Linked DNA regions of Homo sapiens: regions 1, 3 and 4 are each linked to region 2. A link is a contact called in ENCODE Hi-C or POLR2A ChIA-PET data. All regions are on one chromosome and are shown on one strand. Each heading gives the region's core, a stretch centred on a gene start or an enhancer-like site at or near the end of the contact. The rest is flanking DNA. Distances are from core to core; before and after follow the strand shown. Region 1 overlaps CDH1 (cadherin 1). Region 2 holds the start of TANGO6 (transport and golgi organization 6 homolog). Region 3 overlaps CDH1 (cadherin 1). Region 4 has its middle 16 kb from the start of CDH1.

Evidence for each region. Hi-C counts contacts between places; a loop is a spot of excess contacts on that map. ChIA-PET counts read pairs that join two places held with the same protein, here RNA polymerase II (POLR2A). Pooled maps may share reads with other maps.
Region 1: a map of B cell shows a loop between it and region 2 (4-fold over the local background). The contact joins the enhancer-like site here to the promoter of TANGO6 in region 2. A Hi-C loop is called at or near these places in 1 of 168 maps with a recorded cell type or tissue (B cell), 23 of 37 single-sample maps with no recorded cell type and 15 of 50 pooled maps. POLR2A ChIA-PET finds 5 or more read pairs at or near these places in 8 of 52 experiments (GM12878, MCF 10A, WTC11 and 5 more).
Region 3: a loop to region 2 is called in a pooled map, with 2.4 times the contacts of the local background. The contact joins the enhancer-like site here to the promoter of TANGO6 in region 2. A Hi-C loop is called at or near these places in 1 of 168 maps with a recorded cell type or tissue (B cell), 22 of 37 single-sample maps with no recorded cell type and 15 of 50 pooled maps. POLR2A ChIA-PET finds 5 or more read pairs at or near these places in 9 of 52 experiments (GM12878, MCF 10A, PC-9 and 6 more).
Region 4: a loop to region 2 is called in a pooled map, with 10 times the contacts of the local background. The contact joins the enhancer-like site here to the promoter of TANGO6 in region 2. A Hi-C loop is called at or near these places in 7 of 50 pooled maps. POLR2A ChIA-PET finds 5 or more read pairs at or near these places in 6 of 52 experiments (HEK293, PC-9, RWPE1 and 3 more).

Annotation. Positions count from the first base shown.
Region 1 is chr16:68,758,827-68,762,235 of GRCh38, forward strand. The region is part of intron 2 of CDH1 (cadherin 1); the gene reads left to right. Among named protein-coding and RNA genes, the nearest start is that of CDH1, 23 kb to the left of the region's middle. RefSeq lists enhancers at 1-55, 1,931-2,090, 2,121-2,170, 2,181-2,230. Within about 2 kb of position 1,990, at least 7 of the 41 ENCODE cell types and tissues checked have a DNase peak (open chromatin) inside an H3K27ac peak, as active enhancers do; they include GM12878, where a contact is called at or near this core.
Region 2 is chr16:68,841,856-68,845,061 of GRCh38, forward strand. TANGO6 (transport and golgi organization 6 homolog) reads left to right here and starts at 1,676. Exons shown (of 18, transcript NM_024562.2): 1 at 1,676-1,856. The coding sequence starts at 1,763. RefSeq lists an enhancer at 1,647-1,916.
Region 3 is chr16:68,741,005-68,744,571 of GRCh38, forward strand. The region is part of intron 2 of CDH1 (cadherin 1); the gene reads left to right. It also overlaps the pseudogene RNA5SP429. Among named protein-coding and RNA genes, the nearest start is that of CDH1, 5.5 kb to the left of the region's middle. RefSeq lists an enhancer at 1,267-1,411 and a cis regulatory region at 1,339. Within about 2 kb of position 1,851, at least 16 of the 41 ENCODE cell types and tissues checked have a DNase peak (open chromatin) inside an H3K27ac peak, as active enhancers do; they include PC-9, where a contact is called at or near this core.
Region 4 is chr16:68,719,635-68,722,926 of GRCh38, forward strand. It overlaps a transcript of CDH3 not described here. Among named protein-coding and RNA genes, the nearest start is that of CDH1, 16 kb to the right of the region's middle. RefSeq lists an enhancer at 591-720. Within about 2 kb of position 1,969, at least 3 of the 41 ENCODE cell types and tissues checked have a DNase peak (open chromatin) inside an H3K27ac peak, as active enhancers do.

The DNA.
Region 1 (3,409 bases), core at 740-3,239, 83 kb before region 2:
ATGGAGTCTTGCTCTGTTGCCCAGACTGGTGCCATCTCGGCTCACTGCAACTTCCGCCTCCCGGGTTCAAGCAATTCTCCTGCCTCAGCCTTCTGAGTAGCTGGGATTATAGGCGCCTGCCACCATGCCTGGCTAATTTTTTCTATTTTTAGAGAGATGGGGTTTCACCATGTTGGTCAGGCTGGTCTCAAACTCCTGACCTCAGATGATCTGCCCCTCTAGCCCTCTCAAAGTGTTGGGATTACAGGTGTGAGCCACCGTGCCCAGCTAATTACATTTAATTAATTTATTTTGAAAAATACAAGGTCTCACTGTGTTGCCCAGGTTGGTCTCAAACTCCTCGGCTCGGGCAATCCTCCTGCCTCAGCCTCCGACAAGTGGTGGGATTACAGGGGGCACAGTGGCTCATGCCTGTTATCCCAACACTTTGGGAGGCCAAGGCAGGAGAATCGCTTGAGCCCAAGAGTTCAAGACCAGCCTGGGCAACATAGCAAGACCCCCATCTCTACCAATAATAATAGTATTGTTATACAATGACCACAATAGTCGTTGCATTCATTTATTGATTGAGTACTCAACTGTTCATGTATGATCTTGTTTTTTTAATCCTTGCATCAACTTTAGAGTTAGGTACTATGGCAATTCCATTTTCTTTTCTTTCTTTTTTTTTTTTTTTTGGTTGAGATGGAATTTTGCTCTGTTGCCTGGGCTGGAGTGCAATGGTGCGATCTTGGCTCACTGCAACCTCCGCCTCCCGAGTTCAAGCGATTCTCCTGCCTCAGCCTCCCAAGTAGCTGGGATTACAGGCGCGTACCACCATGCCCAGATAATTTTTGTATTTTTTAATGGAGACAAGGTTTCACCATTTTGGCCAGGCTGGTGTCAAACTCCTCACCTCAGGTGATCTGCCTTGGCCTCCCAAAGTGCTAGGATTATAGATTATAGGCGTGAGCCACCACGCCGGGCCTGACAATTCCATTTCCAAATCATAAACAGAAGCTTCTACAGCTAGGGGAGCTGGGAAGGAAAAGTGTGTACCGCCCTGGCTGGCTTTTATCCTTCCTGTGCTCAGCGGCTCTATTTCTAAGAATGTTTCCATTCTAGATCCATCACTTTGGCCTAGAAAGGAGCCTCATGCCAAGGTCCACCCATGCAGCCCCTAAAATCCCCTTTTCCACCGTGCCCGGCTGAGTTTTTAAAATTCTAGTTTTCCACAGATGGAAATGTGAACTGTCTTGTAAAGTATTCCATATATATATATTTTTTTTTTTTTTTTAATTTTTTTTTTTTGAGATGAAATCTTGCTCTTGTCCCCCAGGCTAGAGTGCAATGGTGCGCTCTCAGCTCACTGCAAGCTCTGCCTCCCGGGTTCATGCCATTCTCCTGCCTCAGCCTCCTGAGTAGCTGGGACTATAGGTGCCCAACACCACGCCCAGCTAATTTTTTTTTTTTTTTTTTTTGCATTTTTAGTAGAGACGGGGTTTCACCGTGTTAGCCAGGATGGTCTCAATCTCCTGACCCCATGATCCTCCCCCACTCAGCCTCCCAAAGCACTGGGATTACAGGCATGAGCCACCACGCCCAGCCCTTCTAAAGTATTTTAAATTCTAGTTTTCCAAAGATGGGAATGTGAATTGTCTTGTAAAGTATAACCGTCTCCTGCCCCTCCTTTATAACAGGCCTTGGAGAATTTTGCCCCTCCTTTATAACAGGCCTTGGAGAATGTTTCTCCCCCATTCTTTCTCTTTAATCTGGGCAAGGTGTCTTTATTAATAATATCACAGACCACCACACACACCTTGAGGTTTAGTTCTCTTCCGCACAGTGTGTGAGTGCCTTCTGTGTGCTCTGTGTCAGTTACCAGCCTTGTTTCCAGGAGTTTGGAGCTGACCCAGGGGTGATAGAAAACACTGGGATGCCAAGTCGTCAGACAATGGGCTCATTTAGAATTCAGGTGGGGTGGGACTGTGTGGGCTGGGTCAGCTGGTGGAGCTTCCCCAGAGTGGGGAGGCCAGGGGGAGTCTGGGATGTGGGGTGGTATGTGAACAGGAATACGGGGAGACTCTCAGCCTCTGTTGTTGGCTGAGAGGGGGATGCCCCAAGCCTAGAGAGGTGGGGGCGGGACCTCCTGTGCAGAGACTGGGAGACAGGAATATGACAGATGGTATATTTGGATGGTGACTCAGATAGGTCAAGTGAAACTGAACTTCCGGTCCTCGAGTCACACAGGAGGGTAGGGGCTGTGAGAAAACTCCCTCGTTGGTTCTTCCTACAGGGCCTTTGAGGCAGACAGGGCTCAACAGAGCCTGGCAGGACTGCAGAAGGACAATAGTGTGGCTGGTTGGGTGAGGCCCTTTTGGCCTGAAGGCTAGCAAGCTGGGAGAACTTGGAGAACCCGGACAGCAGGTCCTCTGCCCTCCCGCTGCCTGGGGCAGCCCTTGGAGAGGCCTGAGTGGTCTAGGCTGATACATCAGGCTTGGGGCAGCCCCGCTGGGCTATCCCATACCCTCTCCCCTGCCCCCACATGTTTATCCCAAATCCCCTTCTCCTCAAGCTTGCTTCTAGGTGCCCATCTCACCCATCCTACCCATCCATGTGTCTATCCTCCATTCGTTTGTTCAGTAATGATGGAGGGGCTGTTATGCGCCAAGCACTGTTGTGAATGGCGGACACAGAGACCCAGACACATATGAATGTCCCCCATCATGGAATTTGTATTCTCAGGTATTGCAGGGAGCAGGCAATAAACATAATCAATGTGCAAAATATTTAGAGCACTGAGTGGAGACAGGTGTGTAGGAAAGATGAATCGGAATGGAGCATTGCTGGGAAGTACTAGGGTGATCTGAGAAGGCCTCACTGAAGGGGGACATTTGAGCAAAGACCCAAGAGAGGTGAAGGATCAGGCCATGTGACTAGGTAGGGAAGGGTGTTCTAGACGGAGGGGAGGGCGTTCTAGATGGAGGGAACAGCAAAGACACACCCCTGACACTGAGCAGAAGGGCAAGGTCAGTGATCAAGGGGCAGGGGCTGGCAGAAGGGCAGAGGGGGTGGCAGCATGTGGAGGGCCTTGTACCCATCACCAGGACTTTGTCTTTCACTTGGGACTCCTCTGGTCCTTTAGCCCAGATCCACCGGCTGCCTCCTCCTGCCAGTTCTGCCTCCCCTCTCCATTCTGGGCAGTGGAGCCTGATGGTTAGTAGCATGGGCACTGGCCTGCCTGCTCAGGTTCTGAGCTGAGCACAGAGGTCTGGGCCTCCCCTGGGCTTCTGCTCCATTTGGCCCAGGGTGGGGCCATGGACTCCCATTTCCAATGGCGCTGCTGGCTCTGGCATATTCTGACCCCTCCACTGGGGACACCTCCCAGTGTTCCTTGCCTGGCTCATTTCTCTCTCAGGGCCATCTTCGT
Region 2 (3,206 bases), core at 426-2,925:
GCCTGGGTGACATGGTGAAACGCCATCTCTACAAAAATTAGCCGGGTGTGGTGGCATGCATCTGTAGTCCCAGCTACTTGGGAGGCTGAGGCGGGAGGATCACTTGAGCAGGGGAGGCAGAAGTTGGAGTGAGCCAAGATCACACCACTGCACTTCAGCCCGGGTGACAGTGAGATTCTGTCTCACACACACACACAAGATTTTATTCGGAAGGCTGAGGCAGGAGGATCACTTGAGGCCAGGAGTTTGAGACAAGTCTGGGCAACATAGAGACTCCATCTCTAAAAAAAAATTTTTAGCGTTTTTCCCTCTCAGGCCCTGCATTCCAAAATGACAAAGAAAAGAAGAAACAAGAGTCATGCCAAAAAGGGTAATAGCTATGCGCAGCTTATTCTCGCCCAAGGACCGGACCATTAAGAAGTTTGTCCTTTGGGCCGGGCGCAGTGGCTCACGCCTGTAATCCCAGCACTTTGGGAGGCCCAGGTGGGCAGGTCACTTGAGGTGAGGAGCTCAAGACCAGCCTAGCCAAGAGGGCGAAACCTTGTCTCCACAAAAAATACAAAAATTAGCCGGGCATGCTGGGGCACTCCAGTAATCCCAGCTACTCGGGGGGCTGAGGCCAGATAATTGTTTCAGCCTGGGAGGCAGAGGTTGCAGTGAGCCGAGATCACGCCACTGAACTCCAGCCTAGGCGACAGAGCGAGACCCCATCTCAAAAAATAAAATAAAAATAAAGGTCCTGCCCTCAAAAACATTGTCCTGTGTCTGCGGCATGACTTTCAGACAACATGGTTTTTCAACGTCCCACCAGGATTTATGTAGGTGAAAACCTGTTTCCGATAATCTGAATCTCAAATCCATTCTGTTTTACATATAAAAACAGTTTGGCGGAGGGCATGGTTTTGATAGACCCTGAATTTTCGAGGAATGCATCAACCATGAAAACAGAACACAGATCGAACTTTTACTGGGAACTTTACTAAGTTCACTGAAAAAAAAAATCATATTACCCATAACAACATTTGTAGCTTTACATTCACGATGGATATATATGCGTGTGTACGTCTGTACTTAGGTTTTGTTTGTTTGTTTGTTTTGAGATGGAGTCTCGCTCTGTCGCCCAGGCTGGAGTGCAGTGGTGTGATCTCGGCTCACTGCAACCTCGACCTCCCAGCTTCGAGCGATTCTCCTGCCTCAGCCTCCCGGGTAGCTGGGACTACAGGCGCCCGCCACCACGCCTGGCTAATTTTTGTATGTTTAGTAGAGACGGGGTTTCACCATATCGGACAGGTTGGTCTCAAACTCCTGACCTTGTGATCTGCCCGCCTCGGCCTCCCAGAGTGCTGCGATTACAGGTGTGAGCCACCGCGCCCAGCCTGAATATTGTTTTTCTTATCCATACTTCACTGTAAGCAGATGGAAGCATCTGTCTGCTTCATTATGTCTGCCAGTGTTGAGTACCTGAGTATTTTCATATTGAAATATAGCTTTAATGATACATTACTTCTCTCTTCCTTCTTTACATAGCGGTTAATCATATTGAGCTTCTGAAATTGTGCGCGTGGGCAGATTAGCCATTTTTGGGTTCCCTCTTACCCCCCGGACTAAGCCGGGACGGAAAAAAAATGTGAAGGGGGCGTTCCCGATCGATTTGGCCCCGCCCCATAGTGTGCCCAGAGCCTTCTGCCACACTTAACATGGCGGCGGCGGCGCCCTGCCGAGGCGCCTGAGCGGGTCGCGAGCGTGGTGTTACACTCCAGTCATGGCGGCCCGACAGGCCGTGGGCAGCGGGGCTCAGGAGACATGCGGTCTGGATCGGATTTTGGAGGCATTGAAGCTGCTGCTGAGCCCGGGAGGTGAGAGGACGCATCTCCGCGCCGGGCTGGACCCGGGACTCTCAGGGCCGCCCGGCTTCCGGGGCTGCCCTGCCTTCCGCAGCGTGCGCCCCTTAGGCCCGCCTCGGGACCCTCCGCCCGCTGCTGGGGGCTTTGAGCATTGTCTATGCCCGTCCTCATTACGTTCTTGAGGAAACTGAGGCTCAAGGAGGGCGCGGGATCCGTTGACTGCTGATATTAGCCAACATCTCTTGAGCATTTGCCTTGTGCTGGGCTCTGTCAGGCGGGGCCGTTATTTCATTCAGTGCTTACTGCAGCGCTCTTGGGAGGGGGATATGGACCCAGCTCCAGAGAGGGTAGGGCGCCCGCGACGTAGAAATGTGAGGTCCTAGCCGCGTGAGGGCGCAGGGGCCAGCATGGACCCTTGAGATTTGTACGAAATGCCAAGAAGTCCAGACATCGGAAGCAGTGACGTTTGAAATGGGTTTGGGGAGAGTATTTAGGGGTTACCAGGCGCTTTTAATCTTTGTGGTGCGTGGACAGTTTCTTCCCAGTCTAAAATCTGAAGGGATATTGGGAGTGGTTGAAGCTGCTACTCCTTTTGCGACTGAGGACACCCAAGGCTCACTGAAGAAATTAAGTAACCTGTCCAAGATCACGTGGTCAAATTAGGGGCAGAACACGGACCTAGGCCCGAGATCTACTGAACCCCCTTCTCAGAATCAGACAAATTGTTCAGTATAGGGGCTCTGATGTTATCTGGAGCTTTTGGAAAGGACGTGGAAGATAGAGCTCTGCTTATCACTGGGGTGTATATTTGGGGGAAGGGATGGGAAGGGATCTGTAGAATTAGCAAGGGCACATGAAAGGCCAAAGGGGATCACCTCCCAGTCTCAGATTTTATACTTAAAACTGCAAAAACTTCTGCAAACATTACACCACACCAGCGGGAAGTGAACACAAGTTACTAATATTAGTAAATGAGTGCCTACTAAGTATCAGTCCCCATAGTAGGCTGTTGACATACACATCATTTAATCCTCATTACGATCCCCTGGGATCGGTACTACTTGTATTCAATTTTTACGGATGAAGGACCAAGGTTCAGGTACATTGGAAATTGCCCAATGTCAGACTAGTAAGTGGCAGAATTTGAATTTAGGTTATTTCCACTAAAAGTATGGTAAATATGCTACATTGTCTCAATTAAGAGTCAGACTGCAAAATAGAATTTTAAGTTGCTAATCGAGAGGTCACTTGTCTTCTAACGGCAACTCTTTTTTTTTTTTTTTTTTGAGATGAGGTCTCACTCTGTTGCCCAGGCTGGAGTGCAGTGGCACAATCTCGGCTCACTGCAACCTCTGCCTCCCA
Region 3 (3,567 bases), core at 601-3,100, 100 kb before region 2:
AGAATGGAGGTGTTGACAGGGTGGGACCTCCGAGAGGGGGTGGTGATGATGGAGATGGGTCAGACCCGGGGGAGGTGGCGGGGGACCCTGGGACTGGTGATTTAGTGGGAAGAGGCAGCCTTCACACAGAATCCGCAGGCCTCTGGTGTGGTTGGTTTCAGTTCCCTTTATGTTCACAGACCCCCACCCCCACACAACAGATTTCCTGACATTTAATATTTGTTTTGGCTTTTTTGGACTGTGGGGTCTCCTTGTATCAGTCCAATGTGGAGTCGCCCCAGGATGGAAGTGCCCTTCTGGTAAAATCACACGTTCAATCTGAGGAACTGGCTTGTGATTTTAAAAGGCCGCTAGGACTTGGGATGTGGCCTGACTCTCTTTGGACAGTGCACGGAAGTGAAGGGATGGATGTAACATTGGCACCAGGTTTAGACATTGGCTTCATGGAGAATTTACTCCATGGGAATTTTGAAACTTGAAACCTGTCACTTTTTGTGCACAGGCAGCTGTAGGGTCTTAACTCAGGGGACTTTGGAGTGTTTGCTAGGGTCATTCCTCTGCCCCATGCTGTGGCTGACCCCATGATCTCAACCTTGTATTTATTCCATTGGTTTATCTCCAGCTTCTAGAATGAAGACCTTTACAAAAAAAAAAAAAACCAAACTCAACTGTAATAAACCAGTTTTTGTTTTGAGACGGAGTTTTGCTCTTGCCGCCCAGCCTGGAGTGCAGAGGTGCGATCTCGGCTCACTGCAACCTCTGCTTCCTCAGTTCAAGCAATTCTCCTGTCTCAGCCTCCTGAGCAGCTGGGATTGCAGGCACATGCCACCATGCCTTTGTATTTTTAGTAGAGACAGGATTTCATCATATTGGTCAGGCTGGTCTCAAACTCCTGACCTCAGGTGATCCGCCTGCCTTGGCCTCCCAAAGTGTTGGGATTACATGTGTGAGTCACCATGCCTGGCTAATAACCCAGTCCTTTAGAGTTGCTGCTTATTTTCCTTCTTCATAGCACACACCGGTCTGAGAAACCCAGGCTATTAGACAGTTTGGGATCTCTGAAGTATTAGCCTAGTAACCACAGCTGTAAGTTGACTCAGGCGCGGAAAAAAGAAAAGCTGGCAGGCTTTCCCAGTGATTGTTTTCTTCCTTTGCTTGCTCTGCAATCTGGCCTTGGAAACACAGGGCCTATATTTCAGTGTTGAGGTTTGGCTGCTTGAGGGGTTGACCTAGTTCACAGGCACCCAAACTTTGTGGATTAAATACACCCATTTCCCCTCCTTTTTTTTTTTTGAGACGGAGTCTCGCTCTGTTGCCCAGACTGGAGTGCAGTGACGTGATCTCGGCTCACTGCAACCTCTGCCTCCCAGGTTCCAGTGATTCTCCTGCCTCAGCCTCCCTAGTAGCTGGGACTACAGGTGTGTGCCTCCATGCCTGGCTAATTTTTGTATTTTTAGTAGAGACAGGGTTTCGACTACGGCCATACCACCCTGAACGCGCCCGATCTCGTCTGATCTCGGAAGCTAAGCAGGGTCGGGCCTGGTTAGTACTAGTACTTGGATGGGAGACAGGGTTTCACCATGTTGGTTAGGCTGGTCTACAATCTGGAGTTTTGCTCTTGTTGCCCAGGCTGGGCAAACTCCTGGCCTCAGGTGATCCGCCCACCTTGGCCTCCCAAAGTGCTGGGATTACAGGCGTGAGCCACTGTGCCCGGCCATTTCCCCTCCTTTCTGAAGGATGTGCTGAACGTTTCAGAAAACAGTATGCAGCCTCCCTAATACAATTAGACTTTTAAAAAGCAAACCCAGAAACCAGCTTTGGGATCACCTTACATCATCAGATCCCCACCCCCTACCCCTCAAACTCATAAAAGTCACTTCCCCAATTACTCATGTCTGTGACAAAGGTTGATCTGAGCTTACTGGGAAAGAAGACCAGTGGGCCGCCCTCCTGGCCTTGCCTTTGTGTCTCTGGAGGTGCGGAGGTGGAAAGTCTTGGGCCCGGCAAGGCCATGTAAAGAAGGCAGGCTGCTGCTTCCTCCCAGTGGGGCCCTGCCTGCCCCTCTCTGCCAGGTGGTTATGGAAATCCCTGTTTGCTCTCCAGGGCTTTTTATTGGGTGAGGCTTTTCTTCCAAAATGCTCACCTTGTGTCTGTTACACATTCCCTTCCAAGGTAGCCCCAGATACGCCAGAGGCTGAAGCTCTCGTATCTCCCAGAAGCTGCCCAAACCCTAAAATCCCCGAGAGGCACCTGTCCCAATCCAATCCTTGCTGGGTCTCTTTCTTTCTTTCTTTCTTTCTTTCTTTCTTTCTTTCTTTCTTTCTTTCTTTCTTTCTTTCTTTCTTTCTTTCTTTCTTTCTTTTCTTTTCTTTCTTTTGAGACGGAGTGTCACTCTGTCGCTCAGGCTGGAGTGTAGAGAGGTAGGATCTCAGCTCACTGCAACCCCCGCCTGCCATGTTCAAGTGATTCTCCAGCCTCAGCCTCCTGAGTAGCTGGGATTATAGGCACGCAGAAGCATGCCCAGCTAATTTTTGTATTTTTAGTAGATTCGGGGTTTCACCATGATGTCAGGCTGGTCTTGAACTCCTGAGCTCAAAGTGGTCTACCTGCCTCAGCCTCCCTAAGTGCTGGGATTACAGGCGTGAGCCACCGAGCCGGGCCCCTTCCTGGGTTTCTATCCTGCCTCAGCTCTATCTCCTTTGAGGGCACAAGGCTTTCAAAAAGGAGAATGAAATCATTCAGCAGTGGCTGTTTAGGATCCTTCAGCGAGGAAGTACAGGAAACTAGGTTTGAATTTTAGCCACTAGCTATTTGACTTTGAATAAGTCACTTTACTTCTATGAGTCTCAGTTTCCCCACCTGTAAAATGGGGCGGTAATACTTATTGATCTATTATGAGAATTAAGTATGTACATTCATTTAGTTCACAAAAGTGAGTGCCTGTTGTGTGTTAGCACCAGGCTAGACCCTGAGGTTACGGCAGATTGGACGGAACATACATGCCAATGGGCAGGAATGTAAAGAGAGAAAGTAGAGAGAATATTTTCAACAGTAGTTGATATTTCTTAGGGACACAGTAAACTCTCAATGTTATTTTGAGCAAATGAATGAACACATGAATAAATCGCTATCTTGGCCAATATTTTTCCCTCTCAAACTCTATGGACTTGGTCCAGCCCTTAAGGTTGATTGTAAATGGGCGGGGAAGAATTTGGTGGGTTAGAACCTTCCATTATGCTCTGTGTGTGCTGGGGATACTGTGTTCATAGCTTCCCTCTGAACAGCTGTGCAGGGCAGGCAGGGAGATCTCAAACCTGAGTCTGGAAATGGGAGGGCATATAGCCATTTTTAAGTGTTTTCCACCTTTGGTCAAATAAAAAGAAATCTGTGGTGCATGCTCACTCTTTCTCTCTCTATCCCCATCTCTAGCCATCTCCCTTTCTTTCTCTCTTCCTCTTTGTTAATGTAAGTTTCCCTAGGCCAGGGATCTCAGTGTCCCAGCTTGTTCTTGTTACTCTTGGGGGACTGGGGTTTAGGCCTCCTCCCTTTCTGCACTTTTCATCTTCC
Region 4 (3,292 bases), core at 719-3,218, 120 kb before region 2:
AAGTAGCTGGGACCTCAGGCACACACCAGCTAATTTTTGTATTTTTATTAGAGACGGGGTTTCACCATATTGGCCAGGCTGATCTCAAACTCCTGACCTCGTGATCCGCCCATCTTGGCCTCCCAAAGTGCTGGGATTGCAGGCGTGAGCCACCACACCCAGAGATGGAACTGTACTACATCTTGATTATAGTGGTGGATATACAACTGCTTGTGTCTGTCAAAACTCACAGAACTTGGCCAGATGCAGTGGCTCATGCATGTAATCCCAACACTTTGGGAGGCTGAGGAGGGAGGATCCCTTGAGCCTAGGAGTTCAAGACCAGCCTGGGCAACATAGTGAAACCTCTTCTCTACAAAAAATGAACAAAATTAGCCAGGCATGGTGGCATGCCCACCTGTGGTCCCAGCTACTTGGGAGGCTGAGGTGGGAGGATCTCTTGAGCCCAGGAGGTCGAGGCTGCAGTAAGCCATGATCACACCACTGCATACCAGCTTGGGTGCCAGAGTGAAACCCTGTCTCAAGAAAAAACTCCAAACCAAACCAAAACAAAAAACCTCACAGAACTGAATCCCAAAAAGTGTGAATTTTACCATATGCAAACTAATTTTTTTTAACATGAGGGGAGGCTAAAAAAAAAAAAGAGAAAGAAAGAGAGCGTGAGATCTGTGAAATTCTGGGTAGCAAGGGAATTCCCCATGCATACCCTGAATCAGATCTTTGCAGAACCTCTTAAAATCTAAAGTTTGTCAAGCCCAGCCTGACAGCTGTGTCTGGGACTTGCTGGTGACCTTGGGCAAGTACCTTTGCCTCCCAGAAACATAGTTTCTTAGCCCAGAAAGGGAAGAGAGAGCTCTAAACATCTCTAACAAGGCACAGACATCTATTGAGCACTGAGTCACTGCCAGGCTACCCATACATGTGTTTTTTCACATCAGAAGGGTAGGGCAAGACAATAGTGTTTTAAATGTTCTTTATTAAGTCTTTTTTTTTTTTTTTGAGATGGAGTCTCGCTCTGTTGCCCAGGCCGGAATGCAGTGGCACGATCTCAGTTCACTGCAACATCTGCCTCCCAGGCTCAAGCGATTCTCCTGCCTCAGCCTCCCAAGCCCGAGTAGCTGGGATTACAGGAGCCTGCCACCACGCCGACTAATTTTTGTATTATTAGTAGAGATGGGTTTTACCATGTTAGCCAGGCTGGTCTCGAACTCTTGACCTCAAGTGATCCACCCTCCTCGGCCTCCCAAAGTGCTGGGATTACAGGCATGAGCCACCATGTCAGGCCTTTATTGAGCATTTAGATGTATTAAGCACTTTGCAGGTATTAGTTCATTTCATCCTTATACCACTCCTAGATGGTAGGAACTAGCACTACCTCTATTTTACTAATTGACAAGAACCTAGGTGCGCAGAGGTTTCATAAATTGTCAAGGTCAACATAGCCCAGTATCCCCAGTATTTGATCCAGCCCTCTCATTTCAGGGCCCATGCTCCTAATCATCATACTAAATCATGTGACATTCCTGGAGACAAGCTGTGTGACATCCTCTCAGCATCTCAGTGTTCCTGGACCTTACCCTTTATGCAGTTTAGTCTTTTTTTTTTTTTTTTTTTTGAGATGGAGTCTCGCTGTTGTCGGCCTGGGCTGGAGTGCAGTAGCACGATCTCGGCTCACTGCAACCTCTGCCTCCCAGTTTCCAGCAATTCTCCTGCCTCAGCCTCCCGAGTTGCTGAGATTACAGGTGTCTGCCACCAGGTCTGGCTAATTTTTGTATTTTTAGTAGAGACGGGGTTTCACCATATTGGCCAGGCTGGTCTCGAACTCCTAACCTCAGATGATCAACCCGCCTTGGCCTCCCAAAGTGCTGGGATTAAAGGCATGAGCCACCGCACCCGGCCACAGTTCAGTCTTTTAACTGCGGGTACTCAGCAGTTAGGGATTACAGGTGTGAGCCACTATGCCCAGCCCCTTCCCTGCTCTTGGGTCTAACCTCCTGCCTCTCCCTTCTTGGCTAGACTAAGCTCTTCTCCCTTCTGGGCCTTTGCCCAGGTGGTGACTTCTGCCAGAAACACTGGTTAACTCAGCTTAAATGTCACTTTGCTCCCCATCATATTTCTGAAACTCCGTCTCAAAACAAAATAATAATACATAATTGTTAAGATCATCCTTGTTGGCCAGGCGTGGTGGCTCACGCCTGTAATTCTAGCACTTTGGGAGGCTGAGGCGGGCAGATCACTTGACGTCAGGAGTTCGAGACCAGCCTGGCCAACATGGTGAAACCCTATCTCTACTAAAAATACAAAAGTTAGCTGGGTGTGTGGCGGGTGCCTGTAACTCCAGCTACTCAGGAGACTGAGGCAGGAGAATTGCTTGAACCTGGGAGGCAGAAGTTGCAGTGAGCCGAGATGGCACTACTGCACTCCAACCTGGGTGATAAGCAAGACTACCAACAACAACAACATCAACAACAACAAAAGGATTATCCTTGCTTATTGCTCTGGGTTGTAAATCCTTGGGTTGTAAATCCCTGGCTCCCTTGTCTGTTTATTCCATCAGATCAAAAGCTTCTTCAGGATAGGGAGGGGCCCCTGTCACCAGCCAAGCATTTGTGCATGCTAGGTGCCAGTGAGTGTTTATTGAATGAATGAATGAATGAATGAACGAGTGAGTGAGTGAGTTAATGTGGCCTGAAAAGTTGGACAGTTACTCTGGAGAATTATAGATGCCTCGTCCTGTATCTGGACTCTGGAATTTTCTAGGCCTCATTGGAACCCTTGTCCTTTGCCCAGGTTTTATTGCTCTGCAGGTCTCCACCCTGGCAGGAAGCTCTTGCCACCGGCTACAGTCTGGATCCAGCCTGGCCAGTTCCACCTTTCCCACCTACAACACCTGGCAAGACCAAGACACAGCCCTTCCACAAATACATGAGTACATGAGCACGTGGGGTGGACAAGCCATCCAATCAGTCCTCACTGACTCTGGTAAGGGAACAAACTTCTCCCAGTTTACCTGGGATTTTCATGGTTTTAGCACTGAAAGTCTTACACCCCCAGAGACCCAGGATCCCAGACAAATAGGGGCAGTTGGTAGCACCGGGTTTGTTGGGTCATCTTTGTGGACAGTGGAGGGAGTGGGACCTTCAACACAGATTTATTTATTTATTTATTTTTTGAGACGGGTTTCGCTCTTGTTGCTCAGGCTGGAGTGGAATGGAATGGCGTGATCTCGGCTCACTGCAATCTCTGCCTCCCAGGTTCCAGGGATTCTCCTGCCTCAGCTCCCTGAGTAGCT